2 separate regions of the Mus musculus genome follow, and region 1 is linked to region 2. Evidence: chromatin loops called from intact Hi-C (ENCODE). Cell type or tissue: gastrocnemius. All regions are shown on one strand.

Region 1 (8,000 bases), 200 kb after region 2:
CACGTGGAACGGCGTGTGTGGACCACGCTGAAGGGCCGGGATGGGCTCCAGGGTCCACGGGAGAGAGCCTTCCACACTGCCAGTGTTCTAGGAAACTACATGGTGGTCTATGGTGAGGTGATTTCCCTAGATCCTGTCTGAATTCCAGGGGCCTGAGCCCACCCTGAGCTGAAACTGAGCCTGGACAACCCTACCTCCCCCAAGGCTTGCCTGAGCCCACCCAGAGATGAGACTCAGCCTGGGTCTCCTCCCTCTCCTGAGGCTTGCCAGCGGTGCCCTTTCCTCTTTTCCCAGGGGGCAATGTGCATACGCATTACCAGGAGGAAAAGTGTTACGAAGATGGCATCTTCTTCTACCACCTTGGCTGCCACCAGTGGGTGTCAGGGGCTGAGCTTGCCCCGCCAGGAACCCCTGAGGGTGAGTCTCCTCTGTTTTCCTGAGGGCTTTTGAAGATCTCTGAGTTTTAGCAGGAGATGCCTCAGTCATTACCTTGGTGGGCCAGGCATCCTGTTGGAATGACCTCTGGAGACAAGCCTCGGTGAGGACAAGGTGGGGGACCAGCAAGCAGATGTAGGGCACTGAACATGGGTTTTACTTTTTATTTTTAAATGCACATGTGTGTGAATGTGTGTGTGCGTGTGTGCATGTGTGCAGCGTGCACATGTGGGAGCCAGAGGACAACCTCAGGTATTAGCCTCAGGAATACTGTCCACCCTCTCTGAGTCAGGGCCTCTCACCAGCTAGGCTAGTCTGGCTGGCCAGTGAACCCAACGCTTCCCCTGGCCCCACGTCTCCAGTGCTGGGATTGCCTGGCATTCCTCTGACAGTGCTAGGTATGGAACTCCAGCCCTAATGCTGTGAGGTAAGCACTTTATCAACAGAGCCACCTTTGCAGCCCCAGAACCTTGGTTCTGTTGGAAGCTTGCCAGTTTGCAGCTGCCCTAAGAAGCAGTGACTTCATGGCATAGTGACAAGAGGTAGAACCAAGGGCTGGAGAGATGGCTCTGTGGTTAAGAGCACGGGCTGCTCTTCCAGAGGTCCTGAGTTCAATTCCCAGCAACCACCTGGTGGCTCACAACCATCTGAAATGGAGAGTCTCCTCCTTTGGCCTCTGCATGCGTACACGTGGCTGTATACAGCATATACCATACACCACACACATACAATAGTAAAGTAAATGAGAAAAGACTGCAATTTTTTTGACAGGCATGGTATACACACTATGTTCCCAAGACTATAAGCAGAAGCAGGATATAGAGTCTGCATCTAGACAGGACTATATGCAATGACTCTGTCTCAAAGCCCAACAAAAGGGCAGGAGCATGGCTTAGTGGTCAAGCCCTTGCTTATAATCTACCAGAGAGGGGCTGGGGGCGTGGCTCACTGGTGGCACTTGCCTGGCATGTGTAAGGCCTTGGACTAGATCTTTAGCATTGCAAAAATACATGCGTACATACACATGTACAAATTTCCAATTTCTTGGGCTAAGACCCATGTGCTTACAAAGTATAGGGGTCAGTAGGAAGTCAGAGAAGCCATGATTCACTTTTTATAACCAGAAAGGGGGGTTTCTTGGTTTGCTTTTAGTGAAAGTACCAGGCTGGGTTGGATCTAAGTACTTGGTATGGACAGCCTTGGCTACTTCTTTCCCCAGTTCCCATCTGGGCCCCTCCTACTTGTTTGTCACTTTCTGTTTGTCTTATTTTGTGTGTGCCTGTGCATGTAGGCCCAAGCCAGAGTGTGTGTGCCTGTGCACATGGGCCCAAGCCAGAGTGTGTGTGTCTGTGCACATGGGTACAAGCCAGAGTATGTGTGTCTGTGCACATGGGTACAAGCCAGAGTATGTGTGTCTGTGCACATGGGTACAAGCCAGAGTATGTGTGTCTGTGCACATGGGTACAAGCCAGAGTGTGTGTGTGCCTGTGCTCATGGGCCAAAGCCAGTGTGTGTGCTGTCTGTGCACATGGGTACAAGCCAGAGTATGTGTGCCTGTGCACATGGGTACAAGCCAGAGTATGTGTGTCTGTGCACATGGGTACAAGCCAGAGTGTGTGTGTGCCTGTGCACATGGGCCCAAGCCAGAGTGTGTGTGTGTGCCTGTGCACATGGGTACAAGCCAGAGTGTGTGTGTGCCTGTGCACATGGGCCCAAGCCAGAGTGTGTGTGTGCCTGTGCACAGGGGCCCAAGCCAGAGTGTGTGTGCCTGTGCACATGGACCCAAGCCAGAGAGTGTGTGTCTGTGCACATGGGCCCAAGCCAGAGTGTGTGTGCCTGTGCACATGGACCCAAGCCAGAGAGTGTGTGCCTGTGCACATGGGCCCAAGCCAGAGTGTGTGTGTGCCTGTGCACATGGACCCAAGCCAGAGAGTGTGTGTCTGTGCACATGGACCCAAGCCAGAGAGTGTGTGTCTGTGCACATGGGTACAAGCCAGAGAGTGTGGAGAGCCCAACAACCTGCAGGAGTCAGTTCTCTCCTTCTACCATGTGGATTCCAGGGATTGACCTTGGGCTGTCAGACTTGGTGGCAGGTGCTTTTGTATGACGGACCAGCTCGCTGGCCTATTGCTTACCTTTTATAGATGTCACCAACTACTGTTGAATCGTATCTACTCACTTCACATTCTCAGAGGGCCTGAATTTGAGACCAGCCTGTGGTTATAGATTGAGGTCCTCTCTCTCGCTCCTTTCCCCTCTCCTTAGCCCCCTTCCTCCCTCCCCTCCCACCTCTCTCTGGGATGGTTCAGTTTAAAGCAAAGAAACCAAGACTTGGCAAAGTTGAGTCTCCTGCCCAAAACCATACAGCAGCTCATAACTGATATATGATTTGAATCTGTGTCTGTCACAAAGATCATTTTGAGCAGGGGCACTGGGCCTCTGAGAGAATTGAGAAAATAACGCAAGCGCAGAGCCAGGCAGGCCAGTAGGATTTCCTTGGCTAGGTAGGAGCTAAAGCAGCAATAAGCCGGCTAGACTGGGGCAAGGGCAGGAGCCAGGAGGGCAGGAGCTGGGGAATGTCTGATGCTGTGACTGTCTTCTAGGTCGAGCGGCGCCTCCTAGTGGCCGTTACTCACATGTGGCAGCTGTTCTTGGTGGCAGTGTCCTGCTGGTGGCTGGGGGATATAGTGGCCGGCCTCGTGGGGACTTGATGGCCTACAAGGTGCCCCCCTTCGTGTTTCAGGCACCTGCCCTAGATGTGAGCATTGGGGTGATGGGGAGGGAGTGACTGTGGGTGGAGGCAGCAGTCTCTGCAAATGAGGGGTGCTTGGAGAGAAGTGGGCAGAGTACGAGGTTCTCCAGGCCTGAGGGAGGAGTGGGGTGGGGTTAACTGGAGCAGTCATGGGGAGCCAGCCTTGGCAGATACTCCAGGTCTTGAGAGCAGTGTCCTCTCCTGTGTTCCGTGTCTCTGCAGTACCACCTGGACTATTGTTCCATGTACACAGACCACAGTGTCTGCTCCCGAGACCCGGAATGCAGCTGGTGTCAGGGCGCTTGCCAAGCTGCGCCCCCTCCTGGGACTCCCTCAGGAGCTGTGAGTGGCTACCCCAGGCCATTCATCCATCCACTAGCACAGAGACCTGCCTTTAACTCCCCCTGCCTAAGTGGTCAGCTACCCAAGATCCTCATTCCTGCCTCCTGACTGTCCCCAACCCAGAGCCTGTACCTCTCCTAGCACCCGAGTTTAGGACCCTGTCCCTGCATCCCCGAACCCTTGTTCTTGAGTTCCTGTAGACCAACCCTGCTGTTTCCTGATGGCCACTAGGCTGCCTCTCCCCAGACCGTGTAGCCACAGCTCTTGTTGGATCTCCTGAGGCTCAGAGGACAGTGTATATTGTCTCTTCCTTACAGTGTCCAGCGGCCAGCTGCCTGGGCCTAGGCCGCCTGCTAAGTGACTGCCAAGCATGCCTGGCCTTCAGCAGCCCCACAGCTCCTCCCCGGGGACCTGGCGCCCTAGGTTGGTGTGTGCACAATGAGAGCTGCCTTCCTCGGCCTGGTGAGTGTCGAGCAGCCATGGGGGAGGGGCTCAGAATACCTCATACTGACCCTCCAGTCTCCCATACCCCTGTCCTCTCAGAGCAGGCCCGCTGCCGAGGGGAGCAGATCTCAGGCACCGTGGGCTGGTGGGGGCCAGCACCCGTCTTCGTCACTTCCCTGGAGGCTTGTGTCACCCAGAGCTTCCTCCCTGGCCTGCACCTGCTCACCTTCCAGCAGCCACCCAACGCCTCTCAGCCTGACAAGGTGGGGGCCAGATGGACCTGGGGATGGAGTGGACACTTAGAGACCTAGGGTTGCTTCTTTTCAAATGAGTCTTTCTTGGGGACAGTACTGGGATGGAACCCGGGGCTTTTGTGCATGTTTGTTCTCCCTGCCCCGAAGCCGAGCCGCACCCTAGCCCTCACTGGGAGTCTTCAGGCACGCTCAACTGCTGAGTTTTCTAACAGGGTTCTTTTACTTACTTTGAGACAGAGGTCTCCTAAGGTTGCCCATGCTTGTCTAGAACCCAGTCTATTCGAAACAGACCTCACAGTTATCTTTCTCCCTGGCCTCCCCGTGTAGGCAAAATGGTAATCCCATGCCATGAGGCCCTACAAAAGAATTTTTTTAAAATCTTGGTGAAATAACACATAAAATCAAAAGGTTGTAGAACAAGCTGGGCATAGTGGCACACACCTTTAATCACAACCCTTGGCAGTCAGAGGCAGGTGGATCTCTGTGAGTTTGAGGCCAGCCTGGTCTACACAGTGGGTTCCAAGACACCCAGAGCTATATAGACAAACCTTTTCTCAAAACAAAACAAAGTAGGACAATATTTTTGCCATTTCTAAATCAAGTCTAGATTTATTTACCAATTGCCCCCATCTTCCTCTTCCCTGAACTTGGCCACGGATTTTGCAGCTGTGGGCATTTGATGGCGTCAGGACATCTGCCTACGATGTCCAGCTTCTTTGACTTAGTACAGTGTCTTCAGGGCTTCTTCGTGCTGTGCATTTGGAAATAGACTTCAAGCTGGATGTGGTAGAACACCTCTGTGATCCCAGCGCTCGGGACGCTAGGGCAGGAGAGGAGACTCTTGAAATCCAAGTTACCCTGTACCAGAGTGAGACTCCGTCTCAGAAACAAAACAAAAAGTCCAAAGAGCTTCATTGCACCACGGTGGAGAAGGCATGGCGGCTGGAGTGTAAGGCAGCCAGGAAGCAGAGAGGTGAATCCTGGTGCTCAGCTTGCTTTCCTGGCTTTATGCTGGTACCACTCACATTTCCACCTCGGCTCACTCAGTCGAGTGATTCCCTCACATACCTGCTCATACGTATCTTGTCAGGTGGACAGTCAAGTTCATGGGCACAGTAAACTTGGCAACCCTCCTGCCTCCTCCTCCCCCTGGCCCCTTCAGTACTGGTATTGACGGCATGTGTACCATGCCTAGTCTACTCTTTCTCCATATATCCAAGCATGCTTCTGGGTGACAGAATGTAGGAAGCGCTTTTGCTGGTATTGTTTTTGAGACTGGTGCTGATAGCCTAGGCTCAAGTGATCCTCTCTTGTCTGCCTCCTGGGTAACTGATACTGTGCCCCTCTTGTCTCTCTGAAACAAATTTTCTCAGAGTCGAGGCAGGCCTCGAACTTGCTATGCAGCCGAGACTGGCCCTAAATTCCTGATGTGCCTCTTTTCTTTTCTTTTCTTTTCTTTTCTTTTCTTTTCTTTTCTTTTCTTTCCTTTCCTTTCCTTTCCTTTCCTTTCCTTTCCTTTCCTTTCCTTTCCTTTCCTTTCCTTTCCTTTCCTTTTCCTTCCTTCCTTCCTTCCTTCCTTCCTTCCTTTCTTTCTTTCTTTCTTTCTTTCTTTCTTTCTTTCTTTCTTTCTTTCTTTCTTTCTTTCTTTCTTTCTTTTTCGAGACAGGGTTTCTCTGTGTAGCCCTGGCTGTCCTGGAACTCACTCTGTAGACCAGGCTGGCCTCGAACTCAGAAATCCACCTGCCTCTGCCTCCCAAGTGCTGGGATTAAAGGCGTGTGCCACCACGCCCGGCTGACGTGTCTTTTTCTATCTCCTGAGTTACAAGCCTCTGCGCCTGTACCATCCTGCCCTTCTTATTTTGAACAGTTATATAACACTTCATTTACGCTTAAATGTTATACTGCTGCGCATTTATTTAGATACTTATTTTTGGAGATAAGGTTTGGCAGTGTAGCCCAGGCTGGCCTCAACCCTTGCATAAACTTCCCAAGTGTTAGGTTCTTATTTTGAAACAGGGTCTCCCAAGGGTCAGCAAATCTCGGTCCCGTAAGTTACACAAATAGTGTCCAGTGAGGAATCCTCAGGCTGGTCTGTTTGTTACTCCAGAGTCACACTCTGGCAAGCAAGTCAGTCTTGTGCTGTGTGGTCATTGGGAATCATGGTCCTAGCTTTGGAAGGGCATGCTGGGAAAGAAGGGAGCTGCGGACAAAGATGCCAAAGGCTCCAGTCTTCAAGCTTGAAAGACATTAAGACGTTGTTGGTTGCTTTTTTTTTTTTTTTTTGTAGTCCTACCTGTCCTGGAACTCCTCTTATAGATAGACCAGGCTGGCCTCGAACTCACAGCTAACTGCCTCCTTCTCACATGCCAGTGTTAAGGGAGTGTGCTACCATACCTGGCTAGTTTTGAAGCATTTACATGTATTATTACTGTGTGTGTACGTGTAGGTCAGAGGACAGCACTGTGGAACTGACTGACTTCTTCTGGTTGTGGAGGCTCTGGGTCTGCACTCAGGTCTCCAGGCCCACGTGGCAAGCTCCTTTGCCCCTGAGGCATCTTGCTGGCCCCTCGGTCCTTTGAGTTTTACCTGAAGATGAGGTTGGGTTGGGCCCAAGGTAGAACCTGTTTATATTCTCTGAATTTGGTCCCTAGAGGGAAGATGGGCAAGTTGACTTAATTCAGTCCCATCTCAACGTCTCAGTCGGTGAAGGTGGTTTGGCCGTCTTGTCTCTTGTGGTTCTGACGTGACCTGAGGGGTGTGTACTTAGGGACAGTCCATCCACAAGCAGAGAGGGACTTAACATACATCCCACCTCTGGGTGGTACAGGTCTCCATTGTCCGAAGTACAACTATCACCTTGACACCCAGCCCGGAGACAGATGTGTCCCTAGTCTACCGAGGCTTCATCCACCCCCTGCTGCCAGGAGGACCAGGCGGCCCTGGGGCTGAAGATGTGGCTGTGTGGGCTCGGGCCCAGCGTCTCCATGTCCTGGCCCGGATGGCCAGAGGCCCTGACACTGAGAACATGGTGAGGGATTCTAGAACATTCTGGGGTGATTTTTGGTAAATATGGGAGTGAGTGTAATTCAGGGCATCTGTGGTGACTTCAGGGTTCTGGGGGACAGTGGGGAGCATTCAGACATGGGGCCTATCCTTAAAGGAAGAAGGGGCTGTGGGGTTTCAGCTATGAGCAGACGTGGGAGGAATTGTGGGTAGGGTGAAAAAGGTTTGAGTGACAAGTGCGATTTCCCTGAGGAGAGGGGTCATGGGGAGGGGAGGCAGCTTCCCAAAGTCTAGGAACCCTTGAGGCCCTCTTCCTCCTGGGAGGAACTGGGGTTCTTGGAGGGATTGGGAGACCAAAGAAGGAAAGTAGAGAGTTCCGAGGTCTTCTATGTTGCTCACTGCACTGCAGGAGGAGGTGGGACGCTGGGTGGCTCAGCAGGAGAAGGAGACACGGCGTCTGCAGCGCCCTGGCTCTGATCGCCTCTTCCCATTGCCGGGGAGAGGCAACAAGTACGCGGTGGAGATCCGAGGCCAGCTCAACGGCTCGGCAGGCCCTGGGCATAGTGAGCTCACCCTCCTGTGGGATCGGACTGGAGTGCCGGGTGGCAGTGTGAGTGTCTAGCCTCCAACTCTGTTCCTAGGCTTTGGCCTCAGATCCTCTCAGCTTCCCAAGTTCCAAGCACAACAAAATTTTAAGTCACTTGATTCTGACTTCAGCCTTGGACCTCACTTTTAACCCACCAAACTCTTAACATTTGACACCAGGCCCT
Region 2 (8,000 bases):
CGGCCACCGATGCCGTGTTTTATGTGGTGTTGGGGTTCAAACCCCATGCTGGGCAAGAACCCCGACAGTCAAGCTCCATTGCCAGCCCTGGTTTTCACTTTTTACGTTCAGACAGGGTCTTGATAACTTGTCCAGGTTAGCCTTGAACCTGCAATCTCTTGGCCCCTGCCTCCTGGGTAGGTGTAGTGTGGCCTGGGCCGATAGTCCTGCCTGTTTTGTTTTGTTTTGTTTTGTTTTGAGCTGTGTGTTATTGTAGGTTTTCTTGTTTTGTTTTTTGAGAGAGAGGGTGGGGAGGGAGTGTTGAGGCAGGGTTTTTCTATGTAGCCTTGGCTGTCCTGGAACTCACTCCGTAGACCAAGCTGGCCTCAAAAGTGACATTCCCCTTGTATTAACCTGCTGAGCACTAGTAAACAAGAAGGAAGTATCACATGGTCAGAGCTCCATCTGTACTGTAAGCCAAATGATGTCAGGGCTCAGGGCATCAGCCATTGAAGGCTCTGTCTCTGCTTCAGTCCAGGGCTGAAACAGCCCGAGTCACAGCCATCAGCTGTGCAGAAATGCCGTTGCCACCACCACCCAGACACTGCTGTCAGTGTGTGACCCGGGCTTCCAGATTTATTAAAACATGTACTAGTGCATGGACATGTGCGTGTGCGTGCGTGCGTGCGTGCGTGTGTGTGTGTGTGTGTGTGTGTGTGTGTGTGTGTGTGTGTGTTTTATAGCTAGAACCCAGGGCTTTGTGCAGGCTCAGCAAGTGCTCTACCACAGAACCACACTCCCTTCCCTGAACACTCAGATTTTTAAAAGTCCCTCCAGGTTATTGATTTCAAGGAGCTCTAAAACCCTGGTGCCTCCCGAAGCCTCAATCACATGGAAAGGCTGGGTGGCTACTTATGGTGGCCCTTCCCTGTCACCCCAGGTCAAGTGTGACGTCTTGCAAGGAAAAGTACCAAGTTCTCTGGCCTTGTCCCTTAAATTCCACCACCTCAAGCCAGATCCACCCCAGGCTGCCCAAATTCTGAGTTCACCCTCAGTTGCCCCAAATGGGCCAGGCCGGGGACCCTGGGTCCCTCTGCACTCCCTGGCCCTCCCTCCCCTACTTTCACTTCTCCTCTGCATTTCCCCCAGCCAGTTTTTAGCAGGCTTAGTCTAGCTTCTCGTTAGTACTTACCGAAATCGGGGCTAAATATAGAGAACCGGAGGACTGCCCCTCACCCTCCCGGCCCCACTCGGGCTGTCCCCTGGGTCCTCTGCCTCCACAGCCGGCATCGAGTTTATGGCCTGGGAGCCCCCATGGGCAGGGTTGGGCGCTACCGGGAACCTCTGTGGACTCAGTTGGCCCTGCCCCTTGTCTCCTGAGGAGGGCCACCTCACACCTCCCAACCCTACAGCTGTCCCAGGTAACCTCAAGGGACCAAACAGTGCTGTGCTATCAGGACGGAGGGATGGAGGAGGGATGGAGATCCAGGTGATGGACACAGCAAGAGCAGTGGTATACACAGCTACAGCCAGCAATGCCAAACTCTGTGCATAGGTGTGCATAGATCCCAGGGAGGACTAAGTGCATGCCCAGGGCATCGCCCTTCACAGCCTCTGTTTGGAGCAAATGAATGTCTAGGGTAGATGCCATCCAAGGCAAGCCCCCACCAACACTGCACTGGAAGTCCTGCATGTGGCACAGGTTCAAGGCTTGGTCTACAACACCCTGGTTTTCCACCTGACAATTCTGCTGTCTATCCTATCCCCTAAGCAGCTATTCCTTAAGCCCATAGATGGAGGGGTTGGGGAAATGGCCAAACACCACGAGGGTCTGAGTTCAAGTCCCTAGATATCCATTTTCAAAAATGCAGGGATGTGAGTCTGTAACAGATAAGATGGCAAGACAAGAGGGGGAGTTGGCCAACCAACCAGCGTGTGTCAAGACAGAAGGCAAGGACTGACATCCTGAGGTTGACCTCTGACCTCCACACAGACTTGTCCACACTCACATTTGCATGTGCGCGCGCACACACACACACACACACACACACACACACAACCTATAGGGAGACACACACTCAGATGATGCCATAGGGTGGTGTATAAAAAAACCAACCCCATCCAGATACATGCATACACACATGCACTTACTCATATCCAGAGTGACACACACACATTCGCATATTCAAAGGCACAGGCAATCTGATATGCATACACCCGTGTCCAGAGTCAGTTCATTCTGAGAGGTAACCACGAAGACCTCTGAGACTCTCCAGGGTGGAGAGCCTGAGATCAGACGGTGAGTGATCTGCCCGAGGCCACACGATGTATTAATCACATCCTTACGATGGATTGATTCTTGCCAATGCTACACGGTGAAAACCCATAACAGTTCTCCTGGGTAGGACTTTTTCTTTTTTTTTTCACCCTACAGAAATCCCCAGTAAAAAGTCTAATGCTTTGTCCAGTGGCTACAAGTTCTCACTTGAAATGAGTCCATAGTGAAGCCGCTATATGTGTGCAGATGGCAGTCTGGACTTCATATGTACACTGAACAAGTAGATATGTGTACACCCACACGGCCACCTCAGTAAATAAATACCTGTCAATCCTCATCTTTCTACTGTCTACCACCATCATTTTTATATCCTAGCTCAGAGAACTCCTCCAGGAAGCCCTCCCTACTACCATGACAACAGAACTAGATAACTTCTGGACTCTATCATCTCTGCTCCACCCTCCACCCTCCAATCCCAGGTCTGATCACCACAGGATTGTCCTTTCCACTGAACTCGTGACTCCAGAAAAGCAGACCTGAAGCTGCCTAGCCCTGATATATCTTCAACACCAATATCCAACATAGAACGGCCCGGTAACCAGCGGTTGTTGAAGGGACTTGGCGATGCCCCCCACATACTGATGCATGTTGGACGGATGCACGCCAAGCCAACACTCACACCTACGGTCACCCAGGAGCTCGACGCACACTCGACCAAAGCTCCAGAAAAGCAGTCATGAAGTACTGATCCTTGGAATATCTCAGCACTGGTATTATCACCTTACACTTCCCAGTACTCTGCTGAGGTATGCTAAGTCTGCGCAGAGATGCATACCTTCTACGAAATGAGTCCCCAAGCGCAAATCACCTGATACGGTGCCTGCACCGTATCCAGCTCACCCAGGCAAGCATGTAGTAACTCAAAGACATAGAATGCATGCGCCACGGAGAAAGTCAGAGCAGGATAAGGAGACTGAGGGATATATAAGATTAGTGCCATTTTGCAGAATAAATGAAGTGGATCAAGAAGAAATCACTGCTACGGGCACACAGGAATGCCACGCACAGCAGCCCTCCCCCCTGCACACCCAGGAGAAATAGCAATAAGCACAGGACGCAGGACACCACACCCACACTCACACATATGCACACCTGCACCACACAAACGCAACTGCTTGGTCTTCCAAACCTGTTGCAGCCCTGTGTCTAAAGAATCGCCCACGCTGCCCAGCCCACCAGTTCCCCATATGAAGTCCAGCAAAAAACAAAACAAAACAAACAAACAAACAAACAAAAAACCACATGACCCTTCCTTTTTCCTGTTCCCTCAGTGGGGAGACAGACTGGAAGTATACCCCCCCACACACACACCCCATGCCTAATGCAAAACAGTATCAAAGAGGAGCTGAGGAGGGGGACTAGGTGAAGGAAGGAAAAGATGTTACTAAAGCACGGGGCCTCCCAAACAAGGGGGACAGCCGAAGAGGAGGTGCAGGAACCGTTGGCAGAGGTGGTCAGCAGAACGGCCCTAATATGCTATTTGTCCTCGCCACCCATGAGAAGGCATCAGCCTCTTACCTGGAGCCCCCATGCTGGAATGAACCATGCTGCCCGCCAGCCAGGGCTGGGGAACAACTGTGTCATCTCCCCGCCCTCTCTGGGGGCCAGCCCTCCCTGCCGGAAGTCACCCCGGGAGGAAACCACAGGGCCGGTCCGCCCCCTTCGGAAGGGAAAATACCCTGGCCCACAGGCCGACCCCAGCGGCCCAGGCGACCCCAGATCATGAGTGTATTTGAGTAGGGGCTTAGTCGGGTGGAAAGCGAGGACGCTGGAAGAACTGACTCTTGCTGGGGCCACACTAGGAGGTATCTATACAGTCCTTCTGCCCCCGCAGCACGGAGGGGTGGGGGCGAACACATCTGGAACAGGGCGTGTGGGGCTGTGAGAGAAGGTGAGGCTATACAATAACAATGGCAAACACAATTTGAGGTTTGTTCGAGGAGGGATCTCTCAGTGCCTAACCCTGCACCTCCCACGTAACAGGTGTCATAGTTTGACAGTATTTTGTGATTCGTCTTACAAACGACAAGACTGAAGATCAGAGAAGGGAGCAGTGGCTTTCTCAAGGATCCAGGGCCAAGATGCATCAAAGTAAAAAAAAAAAAAAAAAGGGGATGCTCAGGATGCTGTGGACAGACCAAGGCTTGCAACCTGTGCCACAGGTAAGGCATCCCGGGCCAATAGTGCCCATGAGCAGTGGCACAGTGGCAGTTAGGGCGAGGGGTGGAGGCCTAAGTCAGAGACAGCTAGAAGCCTGTCAGAGGGCAAACGCGTGCACCCGGGGCAGTGGAGCTGAGCTTGAGTCCTCAGGGTTCCTGTGGAGCGCTTTCAGCGAGCCGCTCCGCTCTCAGTCCTGCGGTTTTCCTGAAGCCCGCCAGAGGGCGGCAGCGTCCAGTCAATGGGCAGGAGGGCGGGGCCGGCTTCAGAGGAGGGAGCCCCGCCCTCCGCTCCATCCCGGCCCGCATCCTCCCCCGCCCCGCGCGCACACCTGCGAGGGTCACACAAAGGCGCAGGACTCGGGCGCACAGTAGCGCAGACAAAGGCAGGCGCGAGCCAACTGCCCTCTTCTCCCTCTCAGCTTCCTGGAGTCCGAGTTGCTGAGCTGCCTTGGCATCTCTTAAACAGTTCTCCTATCCACTAGGGCCATCCAGGACACTTTACACCCCAAGTGGAGGGTCCCCCAAACCACACGCGTGCACACATAGACGGCTGGATTCATCCTTCTACATACATGCATACACTGAAGTATTTCTTCTCAGACCAACCCTCCAGCATTTCACACGAATGCACACACAGAGATTCACTAGTGCACATCTCTACCATGGCCCCAATATCACCCCTCCCCGCAGACCAAGCTTCATCAGCTACATATGCTCTACTACTTCACCCAGACCCACAGGGCAGAGGGCACATCTACACATATGGCCAACGCAGGCCAGGTTACATGTGCCCACACTCCCATGTGCACAGCCATGAAGGACACAAAGAACTACATGGGTGCCCTCTGCCCCCAGCCCTGTGCAGGTGGACACCCCAAGACCTGGCAGATGGTCCTGACAGGAACGAACTCAGCTCTTAAGCTGCACACAGAGGGGACAGTTCCTGGGCATCTACACTCTATAATATCCCATTATCGGAAAGACCATTTCAGAGGGCATTTGCCGACCGCACAGCGGCTGGCGGCAGATTTTCTATACACGAGGGTCTTCCCAGCAGAAGTTGGGGGCAGTAAGGTAGCAGGTTTTTGTCTTGAAGCCTGATTTACCCAGTAAGCTCCATTTTCATTTAGGATTTATCTTTTGAGGGAGTGGTGGTACTTAGCACGATATGGAGGGATACAACCCAGACAAGGCCCCTCCCCCATAGTCTACCCTTTACCAATTCAACATCGTGCAGGCCAGAGACACATTCACCAGGCTGGGTCCCAGATGGTGATCTAGGAAAAGAAGGGACACCCATTTCCAGTGAGGCCCTCCTGGATCTTCAAGTGAGGCCAGAGTGGGAAGGCCTCGATGGTTCCCTAAGGATAAATTCTATTCCTATGGCCTTCCGTGCTGAAAGCTGTGTCTGAGTCTCTGGGCCTATGCAGGAGATGCTGAAGGAGGGGAGAAAGACAAAGGGGCAGAGTGTGGGGCACATGGCTTAGATGGTGAGGGGAACTGGCAGATTGGAATGGGATAGGTAGGGTGTGGAGAGCGGCTTCCCTGCCAAGGAAGGGGTCTGGACCCTCATAATGAGTAGGGTAGGTAGGGAATAGGCATTGGGGAGCAGTGGGGGCCACACTGAGGTGCAGGGAACCTGCGGGGAGGCAGCATAGAGGAGGCCAGGCTGGGCTCAAGGCTGAGCGGTAATTAAAGGAGACGCAGGGGGCTCCCCAGGGCCAGCGGGGCCGGTAACTGACACGCGGGCCCCATTGCTCCGCTCATATTTCTCGCCGGATCGATACGTTTGACTCCCGACAAGACAATAATCGCTTGTACGCGGCCGGCGAGTCGATCAAATACATTATTAGAGCGAGGTCCCCCGGGGGCCCGCTGGGGAGCCGTAGGGGGGAGCAGCCAGCCCACCGGGGACAGAAGAGTGAGATTCTTCACCCCTCAGGGCCCCCTGCCATGGCCTCTTCCTCCTGGCCACCCCTGGGGATCCTCTCCATGGCTCGGTTCCTCTCTCTCTCTCTCTCTCTCTCTCTCTCTCTCTCTCTCTCAGCTCCTTCTATCATTAACAATCTCATCACCTAGCCATGGCCTTATCCTTGGTCTGCGCAGGGACCCAAAAGATCTGTCCCCACAGGCGATGCTCTTATCAGTAGGACTGAGGCTAGCAGGTGTTCAGAGAGGCCCCTCAGACCCCTAGCCTGGTGGGAGATAATGAAATGGAGTCAGGCCAAGGAATTGGGAGTTGAGAGAGATGAACTTGGGCCTAAGAGTCAAGAGTAGCAATCTTCAATCCAGACTCCATTCCGGATGTAAACATGAGAGACTTCAGGAGAGCCCGGGTCAAGGGGCAGCCTCTGGGGCATTAAAGGACTTAGGGGCCTAAACAAACAGGAAAGCATATTGTTAGGGGTAGGTGGCAAACAAACTCACAGACACAGGGATATGGAGCTGCTCTCAGGACCCTAGGCTCTTTCCAGCCATACTCAACCTCAGCTCTGGGCTGTCTGTATCATGTGGCCATCTCTTGCCCACTCCCTTGGCATCTGGGCTCAAACCTAGCTCTTTTAATTGTAAAAATGTTTACTTTCTCTTATGTGTATGCGTGTTTTGTCTCCATGTCTGTCTATGCACCAAGTGTGTTCCTGGAGCCCACAGAGGTCAGAAGAGGGCACTGGAGTCCCTCGAATTGGAGTCACAGCCAGTTGTGAGCTGCCATGTGGGCGCTGGGAACTGAACCCAAGTCCTCTGCAAGAGCAGCCACTGCTCTTACCCACTGAGCCATCTTGCAGCCCCTTAGACATACCTCTTGTTTACACAGTTCTTCATCTCTTTGATGTGAGGCTCACTCAGGACTGCTTCCCCGATAGCCCCAAATCAATCATGTCATGGAGCTGGGCATGCTGTTCAGACAGAGCGCTTGCTAACATGGACAAACATCAGCAGTTCACAAAACTAGGCACAGTAGCACATACCTGTAACGCTGGCATTGGAGGGTGAAGACAGAAGGATCAGAGGCTCAGAGTCTACATAATAAGTTCAAGATTCGCCTGGGCAACATGTGACCCTATCTCCAAAAACAAGCTAACAGAAAAATCAAATTCTTTAAGGACTATCTACTGACTTAAGATTCAGCGGTGGTGGCAGCAGGAGCATTCCTGCCTGTTTTGGGCTATTTGAGCCAACGTGTTATTCCTAAATCTTTATGACCATCTGAGGATATGAGTTTGCTATCTCATTGTACTGAGGAATTAGGGCACAGAGAGGTAACATCAGCTGCTCTGAGTCACACAGCATGTGGCTAGTGGAGTGAGGATTCAAACCCAAGTCTCTCCTCTCTAGGGCTTGCTCTCTCCTGTGGGCTTCCTAGAGCTCCTGGGTTTTAGGGATTAGGAGTCAGCATTCACTCAACTGTGGGCCTCTTTGTTAAACTCTGAAATCTTTCCTGTTACCTGACAGCCAACAGGGTGTGATGCCCTCTGCCTTCTTGACCCTGGGATCCCCTCTGCTAAAGCCTACAGTTCTAAGAA

Evidence for each region. Peaks named below come from ENCODE experiments on the same cell type or tissue, not always from the same donor. Only the 100,000 strongest peaks of a DNase experiment are listed, where the experiment ranks them.
Region 1: a loop joins it to region 2, with 3 times the contacts of the local background. A loop is called at or near these places in 6 of 42 quality-filtered maps.

Annotation. Positions count from the first base shown.
Region 1 is chr7:25,330,720-25,338,719 of GRCm38, forward strand. It overlaps Megf8 (multiple EGF-like-domains 8), which reads left to right. Exons shown (of 41, transcript NM_001160400.1): 7 at 1-112; 8 at 295-417; 9 at 3,039-3,193; 10 at 3,410-3,529; 11 at 3,847-3,991; 12 at 4,073-4,236; 13 at 7,055-7,255; 14 at 7,640-7,840. Among named protein-coding and RNA genes, the nearest start is that of Megf8, 18 kb to the left of the region's middle. In gastrocnemius, a CTCF peak has its summit at 3,053 (motif pointing left); a DNase peak (open chromatin) is centred at 3,043.
Region 2 is chr7:25,128,590-25,136,589 of GRCm38, forward strand. Pou2f2 (POU domain, class 2, transcription factor 2) reads right to left here and starts at 3,871. Exons shown (of 15, transcript NM_001163554.1): 1 at 3,836-3,871. The coding sequence starts at 3,863. In gastrocnemius, a CTCF peak has its summit at 4,687 (motif pointing right); DNase peaks (open chromatin) are centred at 4,731 and 6,251; H3K4me3 peaks cover 595 bases.